Linked DNA regions of Mus musculus: all the other regions are linked to region 1. A link is a loop called in an ENCODE intact Hi-C map of the cell type or tissue named here. Cell type or tissue: left cerebral cortex. All regions are shown on one strand.

The links. A loop is a pair of places that touch in the nucleus more often than their neighbours do. Peaks named below come from ENCODE experiments on the same cell type or tissue, not always from the same donor. Only the 100,000 strongest peaks of a DNase experiment are listed, where the experiment ranks them.
Region 2: it touches region 1 in a loop (2.0-fold over the local background); 2 of 42 quality-filtered maps call a loop at or near these places.
Region 3: a loop joins it to region 1, with 5 times the contacts of the local background. A loop is called at or near these places in 27 of 42 quality-filtered maps.
Region 4: it touches region 1 in a loop (2.8-fold over the local background); 6 of 42 quality-filtered maps call a loop at or near these places.
Region 5: a loop joins it to region 1, with 4 times the contacts of the local background. A loop is called at or near these places in 8 of 42 quality-filtered maps.
Region 6: it touches region 1 in a loop (3-fold over the local background); 4 of 42 quality-filtered maps call a loop at or near these places.
Region 7: a loop joins it to region 1, with 2.9 times the contacts of the local background. A loop is called at or near these places in 4 of 42 quality-filtered maps.

Annotation. Positions count from the first base shown.
Region 1 is chr13:16,018,416-16,022,415 of GRCm38, forward strand. The region is part of intron 4 of Inhba (inhibin beta-A); the gene reads left to right. It also overlaps the pseudogene B230303A05Rik. Among named protein-coding and RNA genes, the nearest start is that of Inhba, 8.6 kb to the left of the region's middle. In left cerebral cortex, a CTCF peak has its summit at 2,410 (motif pointing right); DNase peaks (open chromatin) are centred at 985, 2,446, 2,968 and 3,668; H3K4me3 peaks cover 1,499 bases; H3K27ac peaks cover 1,493 bases.
Region 2 is chr13:16,289,349-16,293,348 of GRCm38, forward strand. No RefSeq gene overlaps it. Among named protein-coding and RNA genes, the nearest start is that of Gm31711, 30 kb to the left of the region's middle. In left cerebral cortex, no CTCF peak of the experiment used is centred here; a DNase peak (open chromatin) is centred at 1,658.
Region 3 is chr13:16,761,842-16,765,841 of GRCm38, forward strand. No RefSeq gene overlaps it. Among named protein-coding and RNA genes, the nearest start is that of Gm25020, 440 kb to the right of the region's middle. In left cerebral cortex, a CTCF peak has its summit at 2,125 (motif pointing left); DNase peaks (open chromatin) are centred at 774, 947, 1,392 and 2,120.
Region 4 is chr13:16,823,848-16,827,847 of GRCm38, forward strand. No RefSeq gene overlaps it. Among named protein-coding and RNA genes, the nearest start is that of Gm25020, 380 kb to the right of the region's middle. In left cerebral cortex, no CTCF peak of the experiment used is centred here; a DNase peak (open chromatin) is centred at 1,973.
Region 5 is chr13:16,639,807-16,643,806 of GRCm38, forward strand. No RefSeq gene overlaps it. Among named protein-coding and RNA genes, the nearest start is that of Gm31711, 380 kb to the left of the region's middle. In left cerebral cortex, no CTCF peak of the experiment used is centred here; DNase peaks (open chromatin) are centred at 2,015 and 2,865.
Region 6 is chr13:16,346,826-16,350,825 of GRCm38, forward strand. No RefSeq gene overlaps it. Among named protein-coding and RNA genes, the nearest start is that of Gm31711, 87 kb to the left of the region's middle. In left cerebral cortex, no CTCF peak of the experiment used is centred here; DNase peaks (open chromatin) are centred at 2,150, 2,509 and 3,422.
Region 7 is chr13:16,353,413-16,357,412 of GRCm38, forward strand. No RefSeq gene overlaps it. Among named protein-coding and RNA genes, the nearest start is that of Gm31711, 94 kb to the left of the region's middle. In left cerebral cortex, no CTCF peak of the experiment used is centred here; DNase peaks (open chromatin) are centred at 2,069, 2,499 and 3,063.

The DNA.
Region 1 (4,000 bases):
AAAGTGACTAACTACTTTTTGCCAAGGAATACAATCTTGACAATGGGCTCTCAGACCCTATGCTGAACGACTCAATCCTTAAGAGGAAAAACTTTCATGGATTCTAATCATTGGCTCAGGACCACACTAACCTGTTGCTGTGGAGAAAAATACCTGTCCAAAGCCCAGGCTCGAAACTGAGAACTCCTCTCCAGTCATGAGGATACAGATCTTACTGCCAATCTGTGGGGACCGGGCACACAGATGTTCTAAAACCTCTTTACTTTCATGTTAAATGCCAGGCTAAGGAATAGGATCCCTTGCCAAAGCCATTTGAAAGGAATGCCATTGTTTTGTTTGGTGGAGCATATGGGCTAGTGAAGTGTGTGCAGGGACTCCCAGCATTTTGTTTAAAAGTTTGCTGCAGCAGTATAAACAATTAAGGCAACACTCAAAATTTCCAATCCTGAAAGCCTGTTAACTCAGATGTTCTGTTTTCAAGAAAGCTGTGCAAGACCTGGGCATCCTTCTTTCGGGGAGGGGGGAGAGGAGACAGCTGGCTTGGTGGCTTCACCCACAGGAAGCCTTGGTACCCCACCAGCTCCTTAGACAGGTTAGTTCTGTCCATGTCCTACTTCCTTAACTAGTTCCTTTTTTGACCCAGTTCCCCAAACCTTGGTCATTGAGACTTTATTTCCTGAGCCATATTGAGGAAAGACAGGTGAGAAAGAAAACCTCTCCAGCGTTGGTTGGTGTGTGAGGGGTGGGTTCCCTGCTTTAGGAGATTGGCCCTGGTCCTGACACAATGTGACTCATATAAGACTCTATGTACAAGCTTCCCCTGTGTTGGCCACAACTGCAGTTTCTACTAACTTGGAATCAATTGTATCATGTGACTAGGTATATGTGTGACTTCCACCATGTTTAATGGCACAGTGGATGTTAGCACTCTGTCCTTCCCTCTGACTTACAAGGCTTGTACAGAAAACCTATCACTTGGCAGTTAGAGGTAGGGCAAAGAATTAGGTCATTTTCGTTCTTTTTACTTCTGACCTTCTCAGTGCTAATGGATCTCTCACTTAAGTGGGATCCTGTCAGTTTTGCTTCTCTGTTGTTTAGTTTGAGAGAAAATGAGCTACTATTTACATCAGTGATTCACTGGACTCACACATTGACTGAGTGTAAAATTTATAAGAGGAAACTCCTTCTAGTCCAGGAACATGGTGTTTTTGTTACAATTGCTTATTTTCTCATGTGAGAAGTAGCACACATTGACTTCAAGTTGATTTAATATAATTTCACAAATGCAAGTAAGATCATAGTGTACAACCTACTCTCCAAGTAGCATAGGGTGTGACATAAGCATGTTGCTTATTCAGGAAATATATTTATTATCTGATTAGCTAGAGAAAATATGTGAAAATGAACTACAAAGATCTGTCTTGTTGTTTTTGGAACAATTCTATTTTGCTATGTAGTAACTAACACATTTCAAGAATAGAGAAGGGCAGTTTTTTTTTTTTTCTTTTCTTTATAACCATTTGGACAACATAGGGTGCAGTCAATGACTGTTACCTGTAAACATACTATAGATGTGCTTTTCAATAGCAAGATCCCTGGTATGGGAATGTATGTTTTACTTTGGCCTCTTCACTCAAGATTATTAGATAAAGCTGAGAAAAACATGAGACTGAAGGGACTGTAAGGGCTGTGGTACTCTGACCTTTTAAGTGAATTTGTCCTGTGTTCAGGTGGGAAGTATTTTGGTTTTGTGAAGTTGATTTGAATTGCATTGGCTAAGCAGCAGATATTCACTCTCAAGCTCCCTGCAATCTGTCCCAATAAGTGAAATTGATTTTATTTTTATAAGTGTCACCCAAGAGTGCTTCCCAAAGTTAGCATATTTATTGCATGACTGGCCCCATACCATTACTCCTGATTTTTCTTCAGAGGAACAGCAGTATGGGAGAGTCAAGCCAATCCAGTGACTGTAACTTAATTGTCAATGAAATTGGCCTTCTCTACCAATGCACTGAGTTTTTTCTGCTTTTCCTTCTTTATAGTTGATGCTCAGTGAATGTATAGTACCAGCCTGCTGTTGCGTCTGCATAGATTGTGGCATGGTCAGCTGCTGATTTTCACAATTAGCTTACTGGAGTTCTTGCTACGTAGGATATAGAAACAATAGAAGTGATACCTGCAAAAGTATATACTGCTCAGGTGTTGTCTAAAGTAGCTCCCTCCCCCCTCGTGGAGGACACCAGGAAAAGAAGATTTGAATTAGAAATGAGGTCACCTGAAGACTACTTCTCCACACCCTAAGAAAGCCATCTCCAAATGAAGTAAACACCAATAGCTCCATCCCCAACCTTTCTTTTGACCTGTCTTGAGAAACCTTTAAGGTTTCACACTTATCTGAATTTGAAAAAGACTGGCCACAAGAGGGCGCATCCCTAAACCCTCAGCTACTCTGAGAAAGGCAGTTTTGTGGGTACTTGAAGCCCCAGCCTGTAGCACCTTAATCTTGAAGAATATCAGTTACTTCCTCCCTACATCCCCACCTTCCTGCAGAGTTCAGGTTTTATAGGCTGGGGGATGCACAGCTACCTTTAAGAATACATTGAGTCACAGCACTGAAAGTGCTGGGGTCCACATGAAAATTCCACAGCTCCATGGGCAGCAGAGGAGTGATACAATTCAAAAACAAACAAAGCAGGGCTTGGGATGTGGGAGAATCATCAGCTACAGTGATGTGAGCGCAGTCTTTCCCTAACAAACATCTTCCGTCCCCCCCCCCCCCAATTCTGCTTCCTAGTTTGCCTGCCTTATCAATGCTTTTCACAAGGGACAAATGACAAGTGACTTGCAACAGGGAGGAAAAAGAGACTATTTATTTAACGTCTGGTAGGAACATGGAGTTCAGCTGCAGAGGACGCATTTGTTTCTCGCTGAGAGTGTGGAGAGAAACCGTGGGGGAAGGATGTGCCAAGAGATGAGCACGGGGTTTTGCCTGTAGAGTGGGTGGACTGAAGTGGGAATGGGGAGATGTCAGGGGAGAGATGCAGTTTTCACATGGAGAAGGAGAACCTTCCCAGGCACTTCACATGAAAATACTTATTTGTCTTGGCCCTTCTTACATCAAACTTGAGTATGATCTCTTCGCTTTAGTTCAGAATGCTTTATGCTTGACTCGTTCCTGGGTCCAACATTAAAAGTGTAAACGTTTTGAGGAATTCTAGGAAAAAAAACTCTTGGGTTGACTCTTTAGGGTTTTTTTTTTCTTTTAATTTATATTATGAAGTAAGCTGCTTGTTTTGGACATTTAACCCTTTACATCATTATTTAAATGGAAAAAGCAATGGATGTTAAGTGACTCAGGCCTGAAGAGTTACAAATAATTAAAAAATGGATCCCAAGGAGAGGTATTAAAGCTAAATGGTTAGACAGGATAATTTATACAAGCAAGCTAATATACCTGCAATGGCAAAATTCTCTACTGTAGGTCAAAGGAAAAATAACCTTTCAGATCTTACTCGCTGCCTTCCGCAGACACCTCTGGAAGCCATCCAGAGGCCGACTTAGTGCCCGAGAGAACGCACAGGCTGTAGTGTAGGCCCTTCATGCTCCTGACTGTACTGTATCTAGGCACAGGGAAACTTGATGAAGAATGGAAAATTTAAGTAACACATATTTTACAGCAGAGCTGTGCTCCCCTCATGGCAAGTTTAAATGTGCACTGTGAATGCCAAGGCTTTCTACATTAACAGAGACGTCATTATTACCGATTTGTAAAAGGGCAGCATATTTTACCCAGGATGTTGATGAGGAAAACCAGACTAATTAAGCTGAAACTTTATGTGTATACTGATTATTTAATGGGGAATTATCAGATATCCCACAAATCTGAGAGGAGGACTTTTGTGTATGTGGAATTTGCATACCTTTTAAGTAAAAAGGAGCCTGTTTACTTAAGCCTTGGCATACCTTCATGATCAAGCTAGTGAGAACCCCTGAAAGCAAA
Region 2 (4,000 bases), 270 kb after region 1:
AGGGTGATCCTATAGAAGGACCAGCAGTCTCAATTAATCTAGACCCCCAGATCTCTCAAACACTGGACCACCAAACATACAGCATACAACAGTTGATATGAGGCCCCCAACACACATACAGTAGCAGACTTCCCAGTCTGTGTTCATTCAGAGATGATGCATCTAACCCTCAAGAGAATGGAGGATCCAGGGAGCTTAGAGGTCAGGTGGGGTGGGGGTGGGTAGTGGGAACATCCATGTGGAGACGGGGGGCCTGGGGGTGGAGATATAGGATGTAGAACAGTTGGAGGGTGGATGGTGGGTACAAAATATGAAGTGTAAAAAATAAATTAATTAGATAATTAATTTACATAGACTGAGGTAATTTGGCTACCTATAATTACTTTCCAGTGCAAGATCCAGCCATGAGCCAACTCTGCACTATTGTCTTTTCTAATTGGCTTCATTTCCATGGCAGCCAGCACTCCCCGACACAGAACATGTCCTCCTTGCACTGGAGGGCACGCAGAAGACAGGCTCCCACATAGGGTGGCCAGATGTCCTAGATTAAACAGCATGACACAGGAGCTGGAGCTACTGTCTGTCCAGTGTGTGCAGACATTCTGGATGGGATGTCCTTCCAGACCTAGGCTCTTGGAACTGTTTGAAGGGAAGACACTCTTGTCTTTCACCATTTGGGCCTCAGGAGGCAGAGGAATGAATTGTGTTGGCCCAGCCCTGGGGAGTACTTCATTGCCTTTGTTTGAAAGGAAATGTTTCCAGTTCTATAAAGAGCTTTCCTTTATTCCTCAGAATACAGGAATGATACAAGCTTACACACTTTGTAAGACTTCTAAAGGAGACATTCCTGAAAGTTTGCCACTTGGGATAGATTACTAAAAGATCCCAGGGAGAGAAGAGGAGATGGGGTACTACACAATGCATCCTGCCCCAAAGGAGACACTGTCTTCTGCACATGAACAGCCAGAAAGAGCTCTCTTAAAGTAATATGGGAGCTGAAGACTGGCAGACGTTTCTGGGCATGGCCAGAGTGCCACCTATTCACTGGGCTCTAGAGCACCCAGAGGCTCTTGAAGCCCTCATTAATCATAGCTTTGCCTTCCAGAGAAGAAATGTGTTTTTTATAAGCTGGTCCTTATGAATAGGGCTGATTACAAAGCTGTAAAAGTCAGACATGAATTAGTGTGCAGAGTCCCTAAAGTCCCCAAATGCCACACCAAGGCAGGACTTTTAAGTGCAATTATAACTTCTGGAACCAGCATAACATGATGTTCTGCATTTGAAAATCTGAGAAAGCATCTGCATGAATTTCTTATTCCATTTGCTATTTGCATACTTGCAAAATTTAAAAACCTGCTTTGGCATATGTCAGGAAAAAAAACTACAAAATCTTTTTTTTTTTCAGAATAATGGAAGGAAAAAAATGCAGTGTAAATATTTGTGTCAAAAGCTTGATAAGGGGAATGCCTGCCCCCGCTCTTGGATTATAGTTTCTGGCTCTCCCAAGCATGGCAGTTTCACTGGACAAGCAGTTACAAGAGAAGTGCAAATGACCTGAACTTATTAGGAAAATGCTTCCATTACTAATTGAGTGGCAAAACTGAAACTTGGCCTTCACAGTCACTCTTCATTGCCAGATAAATGCCCAGTGGATTCTGAGTGGACCCTGGCATTTTCCCAAGCTGGAGCTTTATGTCAGTATCTTTGCCACTGTGCCCCCCTCCTCACTGAGACTTTTTCTCTAGGATCCTTGAAACTGTGCCCAGTAATTTGTTCCATTTTAACTATGGCAAGCAAAGAGACTCGCTTTGCTATTTTTACTTCAAGGTCTTAGCTCTGGAGCTGCACCATCCATTTAAGTATTCGGCATTGGTTGATGATGAAGGTAGTTGGAGGAAGTTAGTTGGATTTGAACCTTCCTGTCAACTAACTTTGACTTAATGTTTTTAAGCATATAGACAACAGACTTTTTACAAAGCAAGTCAGAGACATTTTTGTACACCTAGAGATGGGCACAAAAAAGAAACACATGAGTGACCAGTAGTGAATAGATAAGAGAATCATGATTTTCACCCAGCTGCCTCAACACACACCTCCATGGATGTTCCTGCATGTGCATGAACTAATCATGATACTGTCATGTGCCTACCTTAAGAGAAGTGCCCTTCTGCAAACTAATATACAAAGATAAATCGAATATAGGGTCTATCTTTTCTAAACAAACAAACCCCTCATCTTTCTTATGTCTCTACTCATGGAGACAAAAGCAGAAAAAGTTGATAATGTCAAATGTTGGTGTTATCATGGAGGAGTGAGGGAAAGTCAACAACACCAACCAGGAGGATTAACATGGTCCTGGCTAAAAGCCCAGCCTCCAGTAGGTAAGCGTGCATGCAGATGTCCTCATGCAATGATCACTCCCTTTCTGCATAGGACTCTGGACTTAGCCAGGAAAAGAGGACATGACCTGTTTGGATCGCTGTCCCAACGGGCAAGGTCATAGTCTATTCAGATTATCTGTGAGTAGCCTTTCCCTTAGTTACAGTTGGGCCACAGGAAGTACCTCGAACTCACTGTCTCAGGAAGTCCCACCTGACCTGTCCTTCTTGCTATCACAGTGCAACTTCTAGCAATCATTTTTAAAGATGAAGAATGCTTCCCATTTCTGGCCTACACAGATGCACCAAGAAGTCTTCTGATGCCAAAGCTCGCTGAAAATGTAAGGTAATGATTAACTCAGTAGGAATTTCACCTGCAGAGAGTTAACAATTGACAGCTAAGACAGGGAGATGCTCTGGAATAAGAAAGGCATGGTGAAAAGTCTGGTGTAACTCTGATAGGCCTGCCTTTATATGTTCCTTGACCTTATTCCCTTACTGCTTTTAATATTCTATCTTTATTTAGTGCATTTGTTGTTCTGACTATTATGTGTCGGGAGGAATTTCTTTTCTGGTCCAGTCTATTTGGAGTTCTGTAGGTACATTTACACAATGGAGTACTACTCAGCTATTAAAAAGAATGAATTTATGGAATTCCTAGGCAAATGGATGGACCTGGAGGGCATCATCCTGAGTGAGGTAAACCAATCACAAAAGAACTCACACGATATGTACTCACTGATAAGTGGATATTAGCCCAGAAACTTAGGATACCCAAGATATAAGATACAATTTGCTAAACGCATGAAACTCAAGAAGAACGAAGACCAAGGTGTGGACACTTTGCCCCTTCTTAGAATTGGGAACAAAACACCCATGGAAGGAGTTACAGAGACAAAGTTTGGAGCTGAGAAGAAAGGATAGACCATCTAGAGACTGCCATACCCAGGGATCCATCCCATAATCAGCCTCTAAACGCTGACACCATTGCATACACTAGCAAGATTTTGCTGAAAGGACCCAGATATAGCTGTCTCTTGTGAGGCTATGTCAGAGCCTAGCAAACACAGAAGTGGATGCTCACAGTCAGCTATTGGATGGATCACAGGGCCCCCAATGGAGGAGCTAGAGAAAGTAACCAAGGAGCTAAAGGGTTCTGTAACCCTATAGGTAGAACAACAATATGAACAAACCAGTACTCTCCCAGAGCTTGTGTCTCTAGCTGCATATGTATCAGAAGATTGCCTACTCTGCCATCATTGGAAAGGGAGGCCCATTGGTCTTGCAAACTTTATATGCCTCAGTACAGGGGAACACCAGTGCCAAGAAGTGGGAGTGGGTTGGTAGGGATGTGGGGGGTGGGGAGGGTATGGGGAACTTTTGGGATAGCATTGGAAATGTAAATGAAGAAAATACCTAATTAAAAAAATTTTTTAAAACAAGAAAGGCATGGTGATCAGCTGGTCCAATACAATGGGAGTATGCGAAAGGAACCAGTGGCAAGTGCAGCCAGATGTACTGTGCTAGCATGCTTTATGTAAACCTGCTTTCACAACTGGGCTAAAGAGATTTTCTGTCCCCCATTTGGGAAAATGGAAGAAGAGAGGGATTGCTTACGTTTT
Region 3 (4,000 bases), 740 kb after region 1:
AGCCATATTAAACACACTTCACTTCAGACATTTAGTTGAAAGAAAAACATCTGCTTTCTGAGGGTTATTAAAGTTCTACCTTCAGCCTTCCAAGTCTGGGGAAAGACAACTTTGGGAGGAAACAGTCTCTGATTTGGTGCATCAAATGGCTCTCAGAGTAAAGGTTGGATACACACCGTGTTCACCCAAAATAGGAAGCCAACATTAAGGAGGAAATCAAGAGTAGAGAAAACATGTAAAACTGATTTTTTTTTTTACACTCTTGGGAAAGGCTCTTTAGTCTTTTTTGCATTACTGGAAACATGTCTCTCCCATGAGACTCCAAAGTGATGTCCACTCTATCATGACCAGCATGTAATCAGTTCTAAGTTCTGTGAACCACCTGCTATCTCATGAGAGATTTCTCCAGCAGCCACTTGTTCGGCTGTGCTGAATACTGACATGGAACTGATGTCTTTACAATATGCTAATGCTGCATGTGCATATCTTGCAGAGTGTTAAACAGTACAGCAGTTTATTAATGCTGTTATTTGCCTCTTTTTTCAACACTGTGTGCATGCTCTGCAATGGTCAGAAGGACGGGGATTGCAGCTTAGTCATGTCCAGGCCCCACTCTTCCCCTGCATTCTCCTTATCCCCGTGCTGTGTACTTGCTGAGCACTGCAGTATTGATGACTTGGTTCATGAGGCCCTGTTGCACATGTCCACACGGGAGGCTGGCCTTTTGGCTGCGATGATGATTCCCCAGTGCCCTAATTCTGAAGCAGTGTTTGAAGTTTTCGGCTGCGTCTTTTAAGTTATTACTTCTGCCCACCCTGCCTAGGACGACTCGAAAAATAACAAATAACAACAATAAGCCTGCCTTAACACTGCCAAAAGAAACTGCCTGGGACTTTTCAGAAGCCACATTCAATTTATGAATAAATGAAATAGATCTTCTCGACCAACCATGACAATAAGCACTGGCCTACATATTCAGGGCCTGAAAGAAGTCGAGGCAATGGGCCTAATGAGAAGCAGTCAGCGAATCTAATGAGAATCAGACAGAAGGCCTAATGAGACATTTAACATGCTCTGCCTCTCCCCTCCTCTTTTGTTCAGTTTTCATGGGAATCTGTGTTTGGGGAGCTCAGTTGCACTGGCTACAAGCAGATACATATGGCTTCAGTGGGGGATCCAGGAAGCAAGAGAAAGACTAAAGATACCCGAGTATGGGCGAGTCAAACCTAGAAAATAGACGCAAATGACATGCTAATGATAAGACTTGGCTTTTATTTTTAATTGAATCCAATCCTTTCTCAGGATACCAGAGAGTCACAGGGCTATGGGCGATAGGACAATAAACGGGCAAAGATTTCAATTGCATTACATCACTGCTCAGAGGGAAAGAGCCATAAGAAAAACCAGCAGTTCTGTTTCAGCCACCTGGAGTGAAGGGGTTGCAACAGAGTGATACCTGGGATTGCCTCCTTATGAAGCCACATTCCTGGGAACAGTAGGTGGTTTCATGTGTTGATCTTGGACAGAGTTGGCAGCTAGCAAGATAGCTATCAAATTATAAGTTAGGCAGGACTGGGTGTAGGGAAGGGATATGAACCTTACTCAGTTACAGCTCAGCATATCCATTACCTGTGTTGGAGGTATGGAAAGGGTGTCCAACACACACACACACACACACACACACACACACACACACACACACACCAGAGTTCAAATGTTTACCTGATCCATGGATTTAGTAGCTTCAGAGTGTAGAATGGTTTTGAGAGAACATAGGCATGATTTCTAATTCCTCTAGCTTTCCAGCAGAGGAAATTTGCATTGGCTCTTGTTGCTTGCCTATCAAATTAACAGTCTCCTTGGATATAAATGCTCTTTGTTTTAGTTGCTTACTCAAATATATGCTTTAAGTGCAACCCTATTTCTTTCCCTAGCCATCTGTTTGTGTATTTATAACAACTCATTTTTTCTTTCTTTCTTTCTCTCCTTTTTTCTCTTTTTTTTTTTTTTTTTTTTCTTTTTGGGTTGCCAACATCCTGCTTCTTGTAGCCTACCTGTATCTGAGCAACAATCTGAAGGTAAACGATCTGACTTGCTCTTGGGTGGCTCCACCTAGTGGCCTTTAGTAGCAGCACAGTTCTCATCACAGGATTAAGAAGGTAAATTACATACACGTTGATACTGATGGGGGTTTAATAGAAGTGCACCAACATTCATTAAGTTCCAGGTAATAGGCTCAGAATTTCACAGTTTCAATATCTTTTAAACTTCATAGAAAATGTGGTTGATAACATTCTTTAAAGGTTGTTTCATAGCTGACATTCATTGAATGCCTTCCATGGGCAGAACACAGTGCTGTATGTTTTATAGGATACTGGCTCATTTATCCTAGTGATGACATACAGGGATGAAAAAAAAAAAACTCAGTCGTTATTTCTAATCGCCAAGGTCTATAAAGGGTCCCAGATATTTCAAACTGTATAATTTGAAACAAATTGCTTTCCTTCTCAAAGGTTCAGTTTCCTCACCAGTATGATAGCCTGTCCATAAAGAAAAGAAGCCATAAGCAATAAACAGCAATACTTTTAAAATGCTTTCCCCAGAGTCACTCAACTTTGCAGGAAAAAATCAAACTATACTGAATGATCCTCATTATTGCCAAGTCAACAACTCTCAGATGGATTCTGAACTGTGCCAGGCATCTCTACGTATAATTTCCCCTGTGTCTAGTTACTGGAGCCTCTAAACCATGCGTTTTCGGCTTCCTATCTCTCCAACTCCAACTTCAGAATGTTCTCATCTCATCACTGAGAGGACAAATGACTTTCCATCTCTTGTCACCATAACCACAGTCCTGCCACTTCCCTGCCCCATGTCTTTGTTGACAAGACAGAGTCCATAGCTAACAAAAGGTAACATTTCTAATCTGCATCCAGATTACAGGTCATCTTCTCTATGCCAAAGCTGGGCTTCCACTTTCCATAACTTACCAGATCCTGCCACCATCGGAAGACAAGTATACAGCCTTCAGTTATTTCTTTCTCAAGGCCTCGGCTGTTGTGGATGAATGTCTATGTCCCCCATGCATGTGTAGAAGAAGAGCTGAACAACTAAGGTGCCATCATTAGGAGATGGAATATTAGAGCAGGATTTTCATGGACAGGAGACAGTGATGCCTTTACAAAAGCATTTCTAAAGAGCTTACTCACTTTCTTCATGATAAATAAAGGTACAGGAGAAGTGGACAGTATGCAAGGCCATTACCAAAACCTAGCTATGCTGCCAATACACTGTGTAACTTTCTCACTCTAAACCTGTGGGAGATGACCTTACATTATGCATAGGCTTATAGTACTGTTATGGTAGCCTGAACTTAAGGGATTTCGATTCCTTGTTTTTCTACATAGACGTTTTCTCATTCTTTCCCTGACACACCCTAATAACACTTCTGTTTTCATCATCTGTCTCTTCGTGTATCCACAGATTTCCATGCCATTAAGTCAGTTTGTACTCTCTCTTCATTTTTCAGTATGGAATATTTATTTCATAAGTACTGAGGCAGTATTTCATGTGGAGGTTTATTTGACACTTTCTTCTGTGGGTTCTAGTGACCAGAGAGATCTCCCCATCTCTGCCTTTTGCTGACCATTCAGTAAATGGGGAAGGTTCTCTCTTCTATGAAAATATTTTTAACCATGACATTTTATCAGAACCATCACTTGATGGCTCACAAGAGTTAAAGGTAAAAGTAGATTTCCCAGCCCTGATTCCCCTCTTGATGTTCCCAGATCATCTGTCTACATTAGACATGTGTGTCATCTCTACCTTGCAACATAAGCACCTACAGCTGGCAAGGCGGCCACGTGGCTGTCATCCCTCCAAGAGATCCCTCTCTACTTCTAAAACCTCTGGCTCCCAACAGGAGATAATGAAGTTATTCACCCTGTTCAGCAAGTGAGAATTTCTGGGGTTTGATGCCTTTTGCTTTCTTAAAACTTAA
Region 4 (4,000 bases), 810 kb after region 1:
CACCATTACATGATGTTATAATCACATCAGCATCAGGCGTGACATTCTGAATTTTCCTTCACCTCTTTGTGTTTCCCTTTCAATTCTGTCCTTAATTTACTTCCTGGCATCCTCTAGGGCTAGCTACATCAGGATAGATTTAAAGCTTCCTGAAGACAGTTATAGTATCACCCACAGTACAAAAACTCCTAGAAAAGTAGCTTGAAATTGGGAAGCCCTCTGTCATACCCATAAACCTACTCTCTAAATACCATGCTCACTCACCCAAAATGTATTTGTTTTTACACTTGGTAAATCAACTGAAACAATGAAATCTCTCTCTCTCTCTCTCTCTCTCTCTCTCTCACACACACACACACACACACACACACACACACACACATTTCATTCATTTTATATTCTTAATTGAATATGATTTTGAAAACCACATGAAGCAATTTGGAGAAAATGATGTATAACCCAATCACTTCATCACCGAAGCCTGAACAAGGTGGTATTTTTTCTGTTAGGGCTTTATGTCCCACCCTGAATACAATTCTGCTAGCCTCTTCATAAAAATGTGATACCCTATGGAAATGGGGCTTCCTGAGCACAGAGAATGCCCTAAAGATGTTATATATCAGGATCCTCATTTTTTTTTCAGTAGTCTGCTGAAAAGTCATTGACACCCATTAATTCAGGTTTGGACATGGCATCTCCTTCTGATTCTGGGGGGGTGGAGGGTATGCGTGCATGTACATGTGTATGTGTGTGTGTGTGTGTGTGTGTGAGAGAGAGAGAGAGAGAGAGAGAGAGAGAGAGAGAGAGAGAGAGAGAGATAAAGAGTCCAAATGGTGCTAAGTAGAGTTTTCTTTCATACTCATACCATACTCATAGTAGTGGTTTAAGCAACTGTTGTTGGTTGACTATCTTAACGGTACACTTTCCCTTGATCTGCATGATGGGTTCACCTTATAAAGAAAGAAACTGATAAAGCAAGGAAGTCTGTCTAAAGTGGCTGGATATTGGTGGCAACTTAATGAATTCAATCTTCAAAACCTTAGCTTCACATCGTCTTCATGTAGGGAAAGAATTGCAGAGAAAAAAAGGCTGAGTGGAAGATCAGTAGGTTCAGGACAAACATAGGTTCACTCTGTTCTTTAATAGACATTAGAGCTTGAAGCAAGCAAAGGTGAGGAAAAGTTCAAACAGACACGTAGATAAATCTCCATACATGCTTTGATGTCCATGTCAGGCTTTCTCTGCAGCCTGGTCAGCACTTCACTGAGAAGGCCTATGGCCGCTAACCAAAACAAAGGTCTTATATCATATAGCTGTGACCTTTCAAAGAGAGCTGTGCTTGGAGGGCCCTAAACCTAGAGACAGTCATTGTCCCAGGCAATGATCTAGGCCTGCATCTCCCCTATGGCTCTAGTCAAGATCATCTCTTCTTTGGAGTTGGGTGCTGCTGCATCGTGGTGTACATGATACATAGATAGGAAGAGGAGGCTATCTAAAGACTGCTTTCTGGGCTCTGTAGTGTCCTCTTCCTTAAGCATACTACAATATTCAGGAATTTTGGGTTTTTTTTAAACTTGTAATTAAATATAAAATAGATTTTTGTACCCAATTTTTAAGTAAGTTATGGTGTATTAAAGGGAGGAGGGGAGAAGGAGAGAGACCTGGAAGTTTATAAAAACCATATTGTAGGCTCCAGAGGCAGGACTCTCTGTTTTGGAGCCTTTTTATTCTCCTGGGAAGACTCATAATGCAGTCTTATGAGTTTTGTTTGTTGTTATATTCCCCCCTTTATCCTTTCTCTCTCTTTACCTCCTGAGTAGCTGGTCTTTTTATATGCTTTGCAGAGGTATATTGCTGACACAATAGCCTGGAGCAAGGAGCCGCTGGAGCCACTTCTGTTCCAGGGTGTAATTACACACACAGGGTGTATTTATAGCAATAGAGGTGCCAAAGCAGGGGCGGAAAAGAAAAGAAGGGGTTCTGCCTTAGGCGGGTGGCTCCTTGAGTCAGCATTGCAGACTCTGCAAGGGCGACTGCGCAGTGGTCAGAAGTGTTCCAAGGACGCCAGTTTTTGCTCAGAAAGACTGTACCCAGCTGCTAACTGCACTTGCCAGTGCAGAACAGAATAGGGAAAATATGTGTGCTGGGATCCTTCTTGCCCCTCATCAGAGGTAGTCTTACTAAGGGCTGGTGAGATGGTTCCGTGGTAGAGTCACCTATAGACCTCAGTTTTATCCCTGGAACCCACTCAAAAGGAAAGAACAAACTCTCTCAAGTTGTGCTCTGACCTCCACACATCTGCGATAGCACACACCCCTGTCTCCCCACCCCACCCACACACACACATGCACGTGAATGTAAAAATAAAATAAATGAAAATATAATCAGAAATCATTGCTGTACCATGTTGCTGGCAATCTCAGTGGTTCTGCAAGCCAGTTGTTAAGGAGCAGAGGCAGAGATGACTTCATGGGTGAGAGTGGGGCTGCACTCCTGCCCAATCCCCAAAAGATTCACTTTACTGTGACATACACGTGGACATTTTAAATTCAATTTCGTTTGTAGAAAAGAATTCATTTAGCTAAAAGTTCAACTTCTCTCTGGTTTTCAAGTGTTCTCTAGTCCCATGAAGTGATTGTCCGGAAGCCCCACTAGATGCTTCCCCACAAGCCCTGCTGCACACAGGTACACTCACACCATTCCCTGCTTTGGGCTCCTGGAAAAACACTGGCATCTCTCTGCTTCTAGTGACAAAGTTCACTTTTCTTAGCCACCATCAGTCATTTTACAGCATAAGGGTTAGGACTGTTTTGCATTAGCCTCCACCTTTTGGAAGATACACCCAAACATGTGTTAACACTGATCTATTCTCAGGAAATTTCAGTTGTCTGATGCAACATTATAATCTGTAATCACTATGTGCTCATTAGATGTCTAGAACTTATTCATCCCATGTGACTTAAACATGGTTCCTTCTCACCTATACCAGCATATCCCTAATGCAGGCATACCTATGGCTATCATCTTCTGCTCTATGTTTCTATGAGATGCAGTGGTTTTTATTCTATGTATAAGAGAGAGTATTATTTGCTTTCCTATGCTGGCTTATTTCACTTAGCGATATCGTCCATATCTTATATTCACTTGTCTCATACTACGAAATTCCATTTTGAAAGAATGAATAATACTGCACTGTGTATGAGTGTGTATTCTTAGTTTTTTCAACTTAAAGTGGGAAAAGAACACAAATATACATTTCTCAAAGAAGATATGCAAGTAATCAACAAGTATTAGGGGGGAAAGTCTCCTTAGTGCTACTCACAAGGGGACTGTAACTCAGCACCTCAGGCTAAAGGCATAACTAGACAATTTGAGAGCACTGACTGCTCTTCCAGAGGACCCAGGTCCTACTCCTGGGATATATGTGGTGACTCACAACTATCTATAACTTCAATCTCAGAAGACCAGATATTCTCTTGTGGTCTTCATGGGTATTGCTCACATAAGGTGTAACATACAGGAGGTAAGTTACTCCTACATATAAAAATAAATAAATACATCTTTTAAAATATGTAAAGACCCCCTATGATATCATTTAAACTACCAAAAACCATGGTGATGAGAGTAAAAAAAATGTAGAGAAAACATCTTTCACACTATTGATAGGAACGTAATAAACTCAAAGCCATCATGGACCAACAGTTTGGAATTTTCTCAAAAAATGAGTAAGGGAACTATCCTAGGATACAGCAGTTTCATTGTGTAAAAAGAGAGCATAAAGGAAATAAAATTACAATGTCAAAGAGAAGCTGTACTCCCTGTGCATTGCAGCATTTTTTACAACAACACAAAATGAGTCAGCCTGTTCATTGAACAATGAGTGAATTTAAGGTGGAAGAGGAGGTCTGTAAGATGGATCCATTGGTAAAAGCATTTGCTGTCCAGCATAATAACCTGAGTTTGATCCCTGGGACCTACATTGTGGTATCAGAGAACTGAC
Region 5 (4,000 bases), 620 kb after region 1:
GTTTAATGGCACAAATGTAAAAAAATGCCTGAATGAATTCCGTTCTTATGCATGCTGATTTGAGATTAATAGAATAATTGCTCAAGAAAACATTACTTTACATAGTAAAAAATTTCAAAATACTGTTTATAAACAAAAATGTTTAAAAAAAAATACTCAATGCCAATTTGTAAAACAAAGCCAAACCTATAAAAGTACTTGTTCTTTGGTAAGAATATTTCCACCTTTATTTTAAGTGTTGTACAAAATGTTTTAGCCTACTCCTTATGGAGTAGATATCTAGGGCTAGACTTCCAAGGACCACCTCATCGACTACACCAGAACACTCTGCACAGAAGCTTGCCTCAGGGGTGGTCCATACTTGTAAGACTCATCTTAATATCCTGAACACACTAACACTGGGTCCAAATCAAACCTTTCTCTGAGTTGTTTGATTGTTTGCTTTTCTTGATTGAATCTGAGAGCTGAACCTAAGTTACAGAGCAAATTCTTTCTTACCTATGTCCTACCCTTAGGTAGGAGGCTCAGCTTAAACACCAGCCTACCATTTATTAACTTGAATACCATCAGAACCATCCATGCAGCTCAACGAAAAAGGGTTAATACACAAATTTAAGAAAGACCTTTTGATGGTTCATTTTTTTGTGTGTGTTTTTTTGTTTTTTTGAGACAGGGTTTCTCTGTGTAGCCCTGGCTGTGCTGGAACTCAGTCTGTAGACCAGGCTGGCCTTGAACTCAGAAATCTGCCTGCCTCTGCCTCCCGAGTGCTGGGATTAAAGGCGTGTGCCACCATGGCTGGCTTTGATGGTTCATCCTTTTTTCTATTTATTTTTTTATTTTTATTAGGTATTTTCCTCATTTACATTTTCAATGCTATCCCAAAAGTCCCCCATAACCCCCCCACTCCCCTACCCACCCACTCCCACTTTTTGGCCCTGGTGTTCCCCTGTACTTGGGCATATAAAGTGTGCGTGTCCAATGGGCCTCTTTTTCCAGTGATGGCCGACAAGGCCATCTTCTGATACGTATGCAGCATATGATGGTTCATCCTTAAGAAGTTAAACCTGAGGTCTGTGGGAGGAACCCTGGCTCTACCCAGTTTGTTGATTTTTCCAACTGAATTGTTCCTCTATTCTCTCCTCTCTGTTCCCCTTCCCCACTCCATCTCCTGTTTCACGATGTGTGAATGTGTCTCTACACACAAAACACAGAACATGAAGCTGTGCTCTTTTGTAAGGGCACAAAAGGGCAAGGAAACAACACTTTGCCCTCTCCTACTTTGACAGCTGGAATTATTTATCCATCTGCACTAACCCATCTCATTTCTATAATTGGGCTCACTAACATTTGATCATGAAATTCCCTTCTTGGAAATGTAGGTAAATTTTTGTCACTGTTTTATCACTCCATCAAAGGAACAGGAAATGGATATGCATGGTCATTGACCACCAATTGTCCCAGTAAGACATCTATAGAATATGTGTAATTTATGCAAGCCGACAGCACAAGGTAAAGGGGCTTTAAGGTAACATGACGAGCTATGAAGGACTTGGTACTCAACAGCTTAGGAAAATATACGGTGTGTTTGTTAATAACAGACAGGCTAAAGTCAGGGAACTGTTCAATAAAACTAATTAACACTGTTTTGATTCCACCTACAAATGTCACTGGCATAACATTTGTAGTCATCTTAAGAAAATGTAGTCATTCCAACCATAGAAAAACAAAATAAAGTGCTTGTGAAACAAATAGCAAGGACTTCAGTGGGGTAAGTTTCTTGAAAACACTTACAGAAAAAAAAATGTTACATAGGCTGTCATGATTTTAAGCAGTTGTGATCTTACTGACTTGAAAGGTTATTATGGAGGCATCTTTGTGAACTCTTCATCCATAGAACTACTCAGAACAGATCACTTTCTGTCATTGGCTGGATGTATTTGAGACCAGAGATTCTGCAGTAAACCAGCATGAGGCAGTGAGTCATGCCTTCATTTTACTGAGAAACCACTGATCTGGCACAGCAGAACATGGAACTTGTTACTCTCCCTGCCTACCACAGAAAGTAGCAGGGAGAAGGTGAATGGCCACAAGGATGGGAAGAAACGGTGGTACTATTGGAGAAGGCTGAAGTTGGACACATTAATTACTTGGATGAGTTCCAAGCTTGTTTATCGAGGAGTAATTCTGACTTAAATATGTGAGCATTGCTGTTCACTGATACTGCTGCTCCCTGTCCCTGGGCAAGGCAGCTCATGCCTTGTATGACTAACTACAGAACACTACTATTATGTGCAAAGCTTGAAGTGTTTCCTGCCAGGGGATCTTGTTCTAGTTTGCATGACTGACCTCTGAATGTTTCATGACAGCATTAGCAGCTTTTGTCTTTTGTAGATCATAGCCTGCTTGAGAAACTGAGGAGCCCCACGGAAATGTGTTCATAATTCATATTTGACTGTGCTGACAGTTACAGGAAGTGAGAAGACCCCTTGATGCCCAGCATAGATGAATCAGTCACCTCTTACCACTGACATTACTTAAAGGAGCAAATTCTAGCCTGACACAGAAGCTTCAGGTTTTTCTATTTCTTTTACTTTCTTTTACTTATTTTTAGCAACAGCACAGTCAAGAGCAGGGACTTTCACATATACAGTAAAAAAAAAAAAAAAAGTGTACAGTATCATCAATGCAAAGTTGGACATGTGCCAGCCCCCTCCCCCTCCCTACCCTGAAGCATCTTCATTTGAATTTAAAGGGGTGGATGAGTGACAGCAAGGCTCTGTTCTCCTTCTGACAGGGCTTTGGCAGATCATTGGTTGTCATCAAACCTATTCCATATCTTGCTCCCTGCCAGGAATTCCACCTACATGCCTGATGGCAATTAGTCCCTTGTAGGTGCTAATGAATAAAGCACAGCACGTTGACTTCACGAGGATGAGAAAACCCACGATCCAGATTCAGAGAGTCACTCCAAGAATCTCCCCCTCCACACACACACCCCAATCTCCTGACAGTAGAGCTCTCGTTTTTTTTTTGCCCAGTCACAGGCTGGAGCCCCCGCCCTCATTCTCTGCACACGAGCAAGGGAAAATAAAGTTCTATGATGAGGACACAACTAAACAGAAATCAAGTGCTCCCCCCCCCCACCTTTTCTCTTTTTAAATACCCTACTCTGATCTTAGCACATGAGGATGCCAGTATGGGTTAATCTGGGTTGCAACATTTGAGGTGAATCTGCAAACTCAAGCATTGTTTGAAAGAAACAGAGACCTCCTTTGAAAGCATTCTGCATGGAGAGGATGGGGGGAAGCTGCCAGTGATTGCTGAGAATCCTAAGTCACAAAGGAGCCTTGAAACGTGTAGATTCTCAAATCCTGTTTCTGGAGATTCCTGGCCAGGAGGCCTAAAATAGAACTTAAATTTCTAAATGTTCAAGAAGTTGCCTCAGATGAAATGACTATCTCTCCTGGTTCTGGTCTCCTAATTGGCGGAGTTCTGATCAATGAAACGTCTCCAGGACTGTGTTTGCAGTAAGATTCAGAAGCTTGGGTTCACTGTTTCACATCCTCTGCTTTATGGTTTTTATTTTTTAAAAAGCAAACTGGTCATCTATTACAAATGAGTAAATGCTCAAAAAGATTCTTTTAAAATTGAAGCTATCGATAACTTAAAACCTTTTTCTTGCATGTAATGAAATGTCACAATAAAACGTATCATTTTGCACAATTGGCATACATAAATAAAAATGTTTTTAAAAAGCTATATTTGTATTATAATTTCCAAATTTTGCATCTTACCCAAGATGAACATGTATTCTAATAATAAAAGGTACAGCATTTCTTTTTTTTTACTTGTTTTTAATATTGTTGAATTCCAAGAGGAATAAATTTGTACCAGAGAAAATTGTACTTCAACATAATTGTTTGTTTTTTAGATCTTATGTGTGTCATGCATTTACTTAAGGGAGTTCATGACCTCATCATACTGCCACTGTCATAATATA
Region 6 (4,000 bases), 330 kb after region 1:
TGTCAGAGTCAAATCAGTTCTTTCTTCAAGTTAGGCCATGCAGCTCACCAGGACTGTTTTACCACCACAGTATTGAAGGAGCACACTTTTTATGATAGAGGAATGAAAAACAATGAAGAGCAGAAAAGAGGACAATACAGCAGGAGCCAATAGCCAGGAATCTTCTCCTAAACTCTCTAGGGTGGCCAAGATACAGAGCTCAGGAGGAAGCAATAGGGGAGAGAGAGAGAGAGAGAGAGAGAGAGAGAGAGAGAGAGAGAGAGAGAGAGAGAGAGAGAGAGGTGTGAATAAGCTATTGGAATGGATCCCCAAGTCCCCACCAATGGTGGCAAGGGGGAAGTGGATGAAGGTATCCAGGAAGTTGTAGGTTTATTTGAAAAGGCATACAGCAGTTTGCATATCTGTTGCATAGAGGGCATGATGGAGGCAGTGGGTACTGAGATTTGAATGTGAAATACCCCCTGCAGGCTATTAGAACTGTCGGGAAGGTTGTAGAACCTACAAGAGGACTCTGTCTCTTCACTCATGAGGTGTTTCTCGAGGTTTGGCACCCTAGCTCTATTTCCTATCCATTGGCTACTGCTTCCTGGCTATAGATAGAATATGAACAGCTATTTCATGTTCCTGCTGTTATGCTTGTCCCTCATGCTCTTTACACTATTCCTTCTCTGCTGCCATGCTGTCTCTACCTTACCGGACTGTATCCATGCCCCATTTCACTTGCCCCATTTCAGTTATTTGATCAGAACAATAAAATAAAACACAAAACAAAATAGAATAAAAAAAAGTAGCCATGGACAAACTGGTTAGGAAGTATCAAAGCCATTAAGTTTGCATCCCAAATTTCCTATATATAAAGAGCTTTTTTGAGAAACTAATATTGTAGTTCATTACATCAAATCATTTTCATGAAGATAAAATGAAAATACAAAATTGAAGAAGTAAAAAAGGAAGAGGATGAAAAAAGGAATTGAGGAAAGGATGAGGAAGCAGTGGAAAAAGAAAAAGAGGGGGAAATGTCAGAGAAAGGGAGGAGAGGAAGGTGAGAGGAGAAACAATCAGACACAGACATTGCTATTTAGAAAGACTCCAGGTATTCAGTGTGGACTCCCATAATCAGAAGTGTGGGATATGCAAAGCTTTCCTTGCCAAAAAGCCAACACTGCTGAAATGACAGAGTACATAAACCACATCCCAGTCAACAGCAGTGTGGGACACCATCCGGCCACACACACAGAAAGCAGGCTCTCTGGACAATGTTATAGGAAGTAGAGAATTGCTAATTCTCAGAAAATAGATATAAGTGGGGAGAGGTCTGGGAATTTGAGAAAAGACATTTCAAATCATTTTAGCTTGTCTAAACCAGATGGAAGAGACGTCCTTCTCTAACAGAGCAACTTGAGAAAAAGCACATGCCCGCAGCACAGCAAACATTTGGGTAGGGAATAAACTGGGGTGCATGTCCGGGGAAGCAATGTTACTGTAACCTGTGATCTTCTATCAGCATGTAGCAGGGTGCTCATTGTCAGCTGACCTCCTCAGTAGTTGGCCAGTTGGCTGGGTATTTCTCAGTAAGGTGGCCTCATTCCAGATGGGGATAGGGCTAGAGTCCCATAGTGTGGAGCTTCCAGTTGTAAAATTCTAAATGTGAAGATTTGATGACCCAGTTGAAACTTGCTAGTTGTGGCTTTAGGCATTCCTCACATTAGATTAGCCAGGACCATGGCCTCTGGTGAACTGTTTTCCCCATCTTGGTAGTATAAACTTTACCCAAGGCCTATAGAGAGATGTCTTAGTCCAGGTTGAAGAAAGGGTGTGTTAGCCGAGGTGCAGGTGGTAGCTTCTTGAGCTCCAGCTGAGACTACCATGGATGCTGAAGGGTTTGGGGAAAACAGAGGCAGAGGGAACATGGGTTTGCCTGTAGGCCTACCTGGTGGAAATCCCCAGAGTTCTCTTGGTGAATATATTTGAGATATTCTCAAAACCTGGGAGGCTGTCAGTGGGGAGATAAAATAGACAATGTCATAGAGAGCGGAGAGCAGAGAGGTAGAGACAGATTCCAAGATGAGCAGCAATAATGGTGGGATCATGCTCCTTTGAGAATTTTTTTTTATAGCTAATGAAGTTATTCTAAACTTCAGTGGCACACAGAATCCTGGACCGCATATGTATGGCGTGGGAGACTGAAAAGAATGGTTCGTGAGGAAAGCATAGTAACATAGCTCCAGGAATCACTATGAGTCAGATCTAATTCCCAAAGAGTGAGGAGTAGATATCTTATTTGAAACAATTATCTATCCTTAGGTTTTTAATGTGTGTATATTATGTCTACATATGTGTGGTGTGGAGCACAGTCCTATACTTACCTTTCAAGTGCATGAAGATCAGAGATGACTTAAAATGTTGATCCTTCCCTTCCCCCTTGCTGGTAGCAGGTTCTCTTGGTTTGCCATTGCATTGCATATACCAGGCTAGCTGGCTTGTGTGTTCCCATGGATTCTTCTCTTTTCCTTTCCCATCTTGCATTAAAGGCAATGGAATTACAGACATGAGCTACTTACTACCTGTATTTTACAAACATTCTCTGAATCAGAATTTAGCTTCTTACACTTATGTGGCAAGCACTTTACTCTCTGAGCCACTTCCCCAACCCTATCCTAATTTTATTTAAGTCACAAAGCTGCAAACCAGCTAGAGGTTACATAAGCCTGTGGCTTCTATTGTGACTATAGAAGGATCATGTTACATAGAGGAAATAGACCCAGAGTCAGAATGAATCCTGGAGTTACTGACGAGGTGTTAGTGTTAATAATAGCATAATATGTAGCAGAACCCAATGCATAGTAAGTGGTAAGTAAATGTTGGTCATTGACAGGCTAGCTAGTCATATGACACTTGACATGTCACTGGAAGTCTCTCTAGGAGAAGCTGGGACTGAATTATAATCTGATGCACAAAGCAGAGTTCATACCTCTTTCTGTTACAGCCCTCACCTTGAGGGCCGTTCTTCAGTCTGGATTTCCTTTCAGCCTAGTATTTTCTGCAGAACTAGCTATTTTACAAACACTGCTGCATTTTCTTGCATTCTCATCTGGGAACTTTCTGAACATCCAGTCTTAACTAATTAAGGTTAGGCAAGTTGGGAGGATTCACCAAACCCAGTGCTGGGGGAGGGGTTTGGAAGCTAGCTGTTGTTCTATATTTTAATGCTTTCTGATCATTTGACTTTCTGTCCCCACCTATTTTTCCCTGTACAGAACTGTTTGTAATAGAAGTTTTTGAATGAATCCTCACAATTTCTATTGTATGAGAAGGGATCTCTGGAGCTATCGCTTTTTGAACTCCTCTACAGTATCTCCGGGACCCAGTCAGCTCCACAGCATTTCTTCACATTTGCTACCCACTCTGCTTAAAGATAAAGATGCTGCTTTTTTGGCGCTTGGAGTTGTCTGTAGGAATGGAATCTTCAGTTCTTTAGCATTTGACACAACACCATATGCCTTTTTCAGAATTTCCTAGCATTCAACTGCTGTTCAATTGGTGTCTTTTCCACAAGCTAAGTGCTAAGATTGAAATTATAGATTTGGTAATAATTCTGTTTCTTCCATCTTTTTACAGAAACAGAACCATTTTTATAATAACTTCTGGGTTATGGGTATCTGAGATGGTTAATATGTCATTTTTATTTTCTAAATCAAGTGGACATGAGCAGGAGCCAGCAACTGGTTCCTTCAATCCCAAACACTTCAGAATAAACAAAAATTGCATATGGTCAATAAAATTTAAAATATCTTATTGGAATATTTACTTGTTCTGATAAAATGTCTATTATCTTGTAGATTTTTAATTACCTTAATGAAGTATTTTTCTTTAATACATAAAATATCTTATACATGTACTTTAATTCACTTTTCACATTTTAGGTTTTGAAGATCTTTTTAAGTTACACATAATCAACACATATTCAGTACTGAAACAAATATTTAAATTCACTTGATAC
Region 7 (4,000 bases), 330 kb after region 1:
CTAGTTAAATTACGCATCCTCACTTTCTGATTTATAATCTCCTTGCTGCTGTGACAAGCCCATGCAGCATGAATTTCTTGAATGCCATGACACCTGTGAATAGACTCAGAATGTTAGATGTATACTTTAAGGGTAAGAGAACTATGAAACTTTTAAAGTTATGGCTAAAGTTGGAAAGCATTCTTACATTGTTTCACACTCAAGTTCTTGAAAAGCACTGCCTTGCCGGGCGGTGGTGGCACACGCCTTTAATCCCAGCACTTGGGAGGCAGAGGCAGGCAGATTTCTGAGTTCAAGGCCAGCCTGGTCTACAAAGTGAGTTCCAGGACAGCCAGGGCCTACACAGAGAAACCCTGTCTCAAAAAAACCCAAACAAACAAACAAACAAACAAAAGAGCACTTCCTTAATTAAAATAGATGGATATAAATGTTACTTCAGGGGGCTGATGAGATGGCTCAGCAGGTAAGAGCACCCGACTGCTCTTCCGAAGATCCTGAGTTCAAATCCCAGCAACCACATGGTGGCTCACAACCATCCGTAACGAGATCTGACTCCCTCTTCTGGGGTGTCTAAAGACAGCTAAGGTGTACTTACATAGAATAAATAAATAAATAAATAAATAAATAAATAAATCTTTTAAATAAATAAATCTTTTAAATAAATAAATCTTTTAAATAAATAAATAGACAAACAAACAAATAAATAAATGTTACTTCATGTCAGTTATAGTTGTATTTGGAAATTTATGTGAGGTATAGGTGACTCAATATATTCTAGACACTTGCTGCTGTACAAGTATGTTTTGTATACAAAACACTGCACAAAACAAACTTTTATTAACTCTTCTGCTGCCAAGGTCCTTGGTGTGTGTGTGTATGTGTGTGTGTATTATGAATGTTTTCTATTTTGTACATGAAAAGAGTTCAGATTCATTTGATGACTACAGTCTGTACTGTACTTCATGAATTATGTAATATTCATGGATCAATATATACCACTTCAAATATTTTGACTACTATAAACCCTAATACATATGCATATTGCCCAAGTAATTGAAATACAGTTTTGTTAAACAATTTCAACTTTAAATGTATTTTTTACAGTTTTATAAGTTTTTAGAGAATATCATATACACTTTGATCATATCACACTTTTTCCAAATATCTCCCTGATTTATCAAATTGTATTCTTTTTTCAAAGTCAATCCAGTCCAATTTGTGCTGCCTGTATACTCCTGGATGTATGGCAGTCAATAAGTAGAGACTACATTTGAACCCTTTGGTTTAGGAAACGACTTTCAGAACAGGATCCCAGTAGCATAGGCATATGATCAGCATTTAATAAACAGAATTTCATGAAACTAAAATGCTTCTTACAGCAACGGACAACATCATTCTAGTGAAGAGGTGGTTGTCATTTAAACCAAAGGGCTTATATATGGGTATGTACATATTTTGTGAAGCTTCTATAGTAGTAGTCTTCCATGTGACAATTTCAAAATGTCTTTAGAGTTAGTTACTCCTCTCTGTATTCCATCTACCCAGCCTTCCTATGCCTTATCTCAATTTAAGCCTTTATTGTCCTTTTAGTCCCCATTAATCCTTATCATATTGTATTTATCTCCCCTTTGTGAAAGCACTATGGGCATTCCAGATGAAACACAAATATATGAAGAGTCAAAGGTAATATCCACAAATAAGAAAAGACATGCTACACTTGTCTTCTGGGTCTGGGCTACTGCACTCACAATAATTATTCCCGGTTCCATCCATTTAGCTGTAAATTTCATAACTCCATTTTTCTTAATAGCTAAATGCTAGTTCATTTTGTAAAAGTACCAGATGTTCGTTATCCATTCATCAGTTGGTGAACATTAAGATTGTTCCCATTTCCTCGTTATTGTGAACAGAGTAACAACAGACTTAGATGATCAAGATATCTCCTTAGTAACATGTAGAGTCCTTTGGGCATATGCTTAATAGTGCTATAGCTAGATCATGTGGCAGGTCTATTTCTAGCTTTTTGAGGAACCTCCAGACTGATTTCCATAGTGGCTTCACTAGTTTTTGCACTCCCACAAGCAGTGAATAAGTGTATGTCTTTTCTCTACATCCACGCCAGTATTTGTAGTCATTTGTTTTTGGATCTTAGCCATTCTGAATGGGGTAAGATAAAATCTAAAAGTAGTTCTAATTTGCATTTCCCTGATGGTTAAGGATTCTGAACATTTTTAAAAATGTTTCTCAGCCATTTGTATTTCATCTTTTGAGAACTCCCTGTTTAGCTACATGTCCCATTTTTTAATTGGATTGTTTGTTTTCTCAGTATTTAGATTTTTACTTTTGTATGTACTAGATACTAACCCTTTGTCAGATGTATAGCTCTAAAGCTTTTTCCCCATTCTGTCTGCAACTCTTCACTGAAATAATGGCATCATTTTGCTGTTCAGTATCTTCTTATGAGGTTTCATTTACTAAGTGTTGGTCTTATGCCTGTGCTTCAGGGGTTCTTGTTCAGAAAGTCCTTACCTATGCAGATGAGTTCAAGTGTATTCTCTACTTTTCCCTCTATCCGATTCAGTGTGTGGTCTTGGGTTGAGGTTCTTGGCCCATTTGGAATCCACTTTTGTGCATGCTGACTGAAAATTTGGGAGTTTCATTATGCTATATATTGTTATCCAGTTGGACCAGCATGACTTGTTGGAGATAATGTCTCTTCTCTGATGGGCAGTTTTGGCTTCTTTGTCAAAATCTAGGTGGCTGTAGAAGAATGGGATTATGTGTGGGTACTCAATTCTATTCCAGTGATCAATATGTCTACTTTTATGCTATTATCATAGTGTTTTTATTACTATGCCTGAATAATTTAACCCAAAATCTGGTCTGATGATCCCTGTTGCAGTTTCACTTGTTTCATTAATTTACTTGTGTTTAATTGTTCAGTGTTGTTCCCAATAAATGGATTTTTGTGTTTCCATATTGTGTTGGCTTTGAATGAAAAATGTCTTCATAGTCTTGGGCATTTAAATACGTGTTCACCAGTTGGTGGTACTATTTTTATAAGTGTAGGTGGTGCAGACTTGCTGGTTGAAGTGCTTCACTGGGGGAAAGGTTTTGGTAGTAAATATCCTTAACTGATTCTAGTTTGCTCTCTATCCCTCATGCTTGAAGTTCAAAACATGAACCCCCTCCTTTCTGTACCTCCTGCTGTGTCTGTCACTGGCTGTCATGATTCCCTGCCATGATAATCTTATTCTTCTGAGTCCATACAATCATTTTTCTCTATAGAATGCCCTCATTATAGTGTTTTATCACAAAACACAAAGTTAACTAACACAAATATAATTTAATATTTGTTTGATTATTTTGGAGAATTACATCAGAATTTTGAGGGGGATCGATTTAAATCTGTAGATTGCTATTGGCATGATGGTCATTTTAGCAATATTCATCCTATGGATCCATTAGTGTGGGAAGAGTTTCTATCTTTCAATGTCTTCTTCCGTTTCTTTTGTCAGTGTCTTAAAGTTTTCATTGTACAAGTCTTTCACTTCCTCAGTTTTCTTTCAAGTTATCTCTTAGGCTATTGTGAATGGTGATGTTTCCTTGGTCCTCTCTCAGCGTGTTCATCATTTGTGCATAAGATCTGATCTTTTGTGCATTAATTTTGTATTTTGCTACATGGCTAAATGCGTTCACCGGCTATTGAGGTTTTCTGGTAGGATTTTTAGGGTCTTCTATGTACAGAATTGACTTATCTACAGATAAAAATACTTTAATTCCTTCCTTTCCTAAAAAGATTCCCTTCATCTCCTTCACTCATCCTACTGCTTTAGCTATGCCTTCAAGTACTATATTGAACTAAGTGTGGAAGTTTTGATGTTCCTGCCTTATTTCTGGTTTTAGTAGAAATTCGGATTTTCTTCATTTAGGATGATGTTGGCTGTGTGCTTACTGCATATTGACTTCTTTATGTTGTGATATGTTCCTTTTGTTCTAA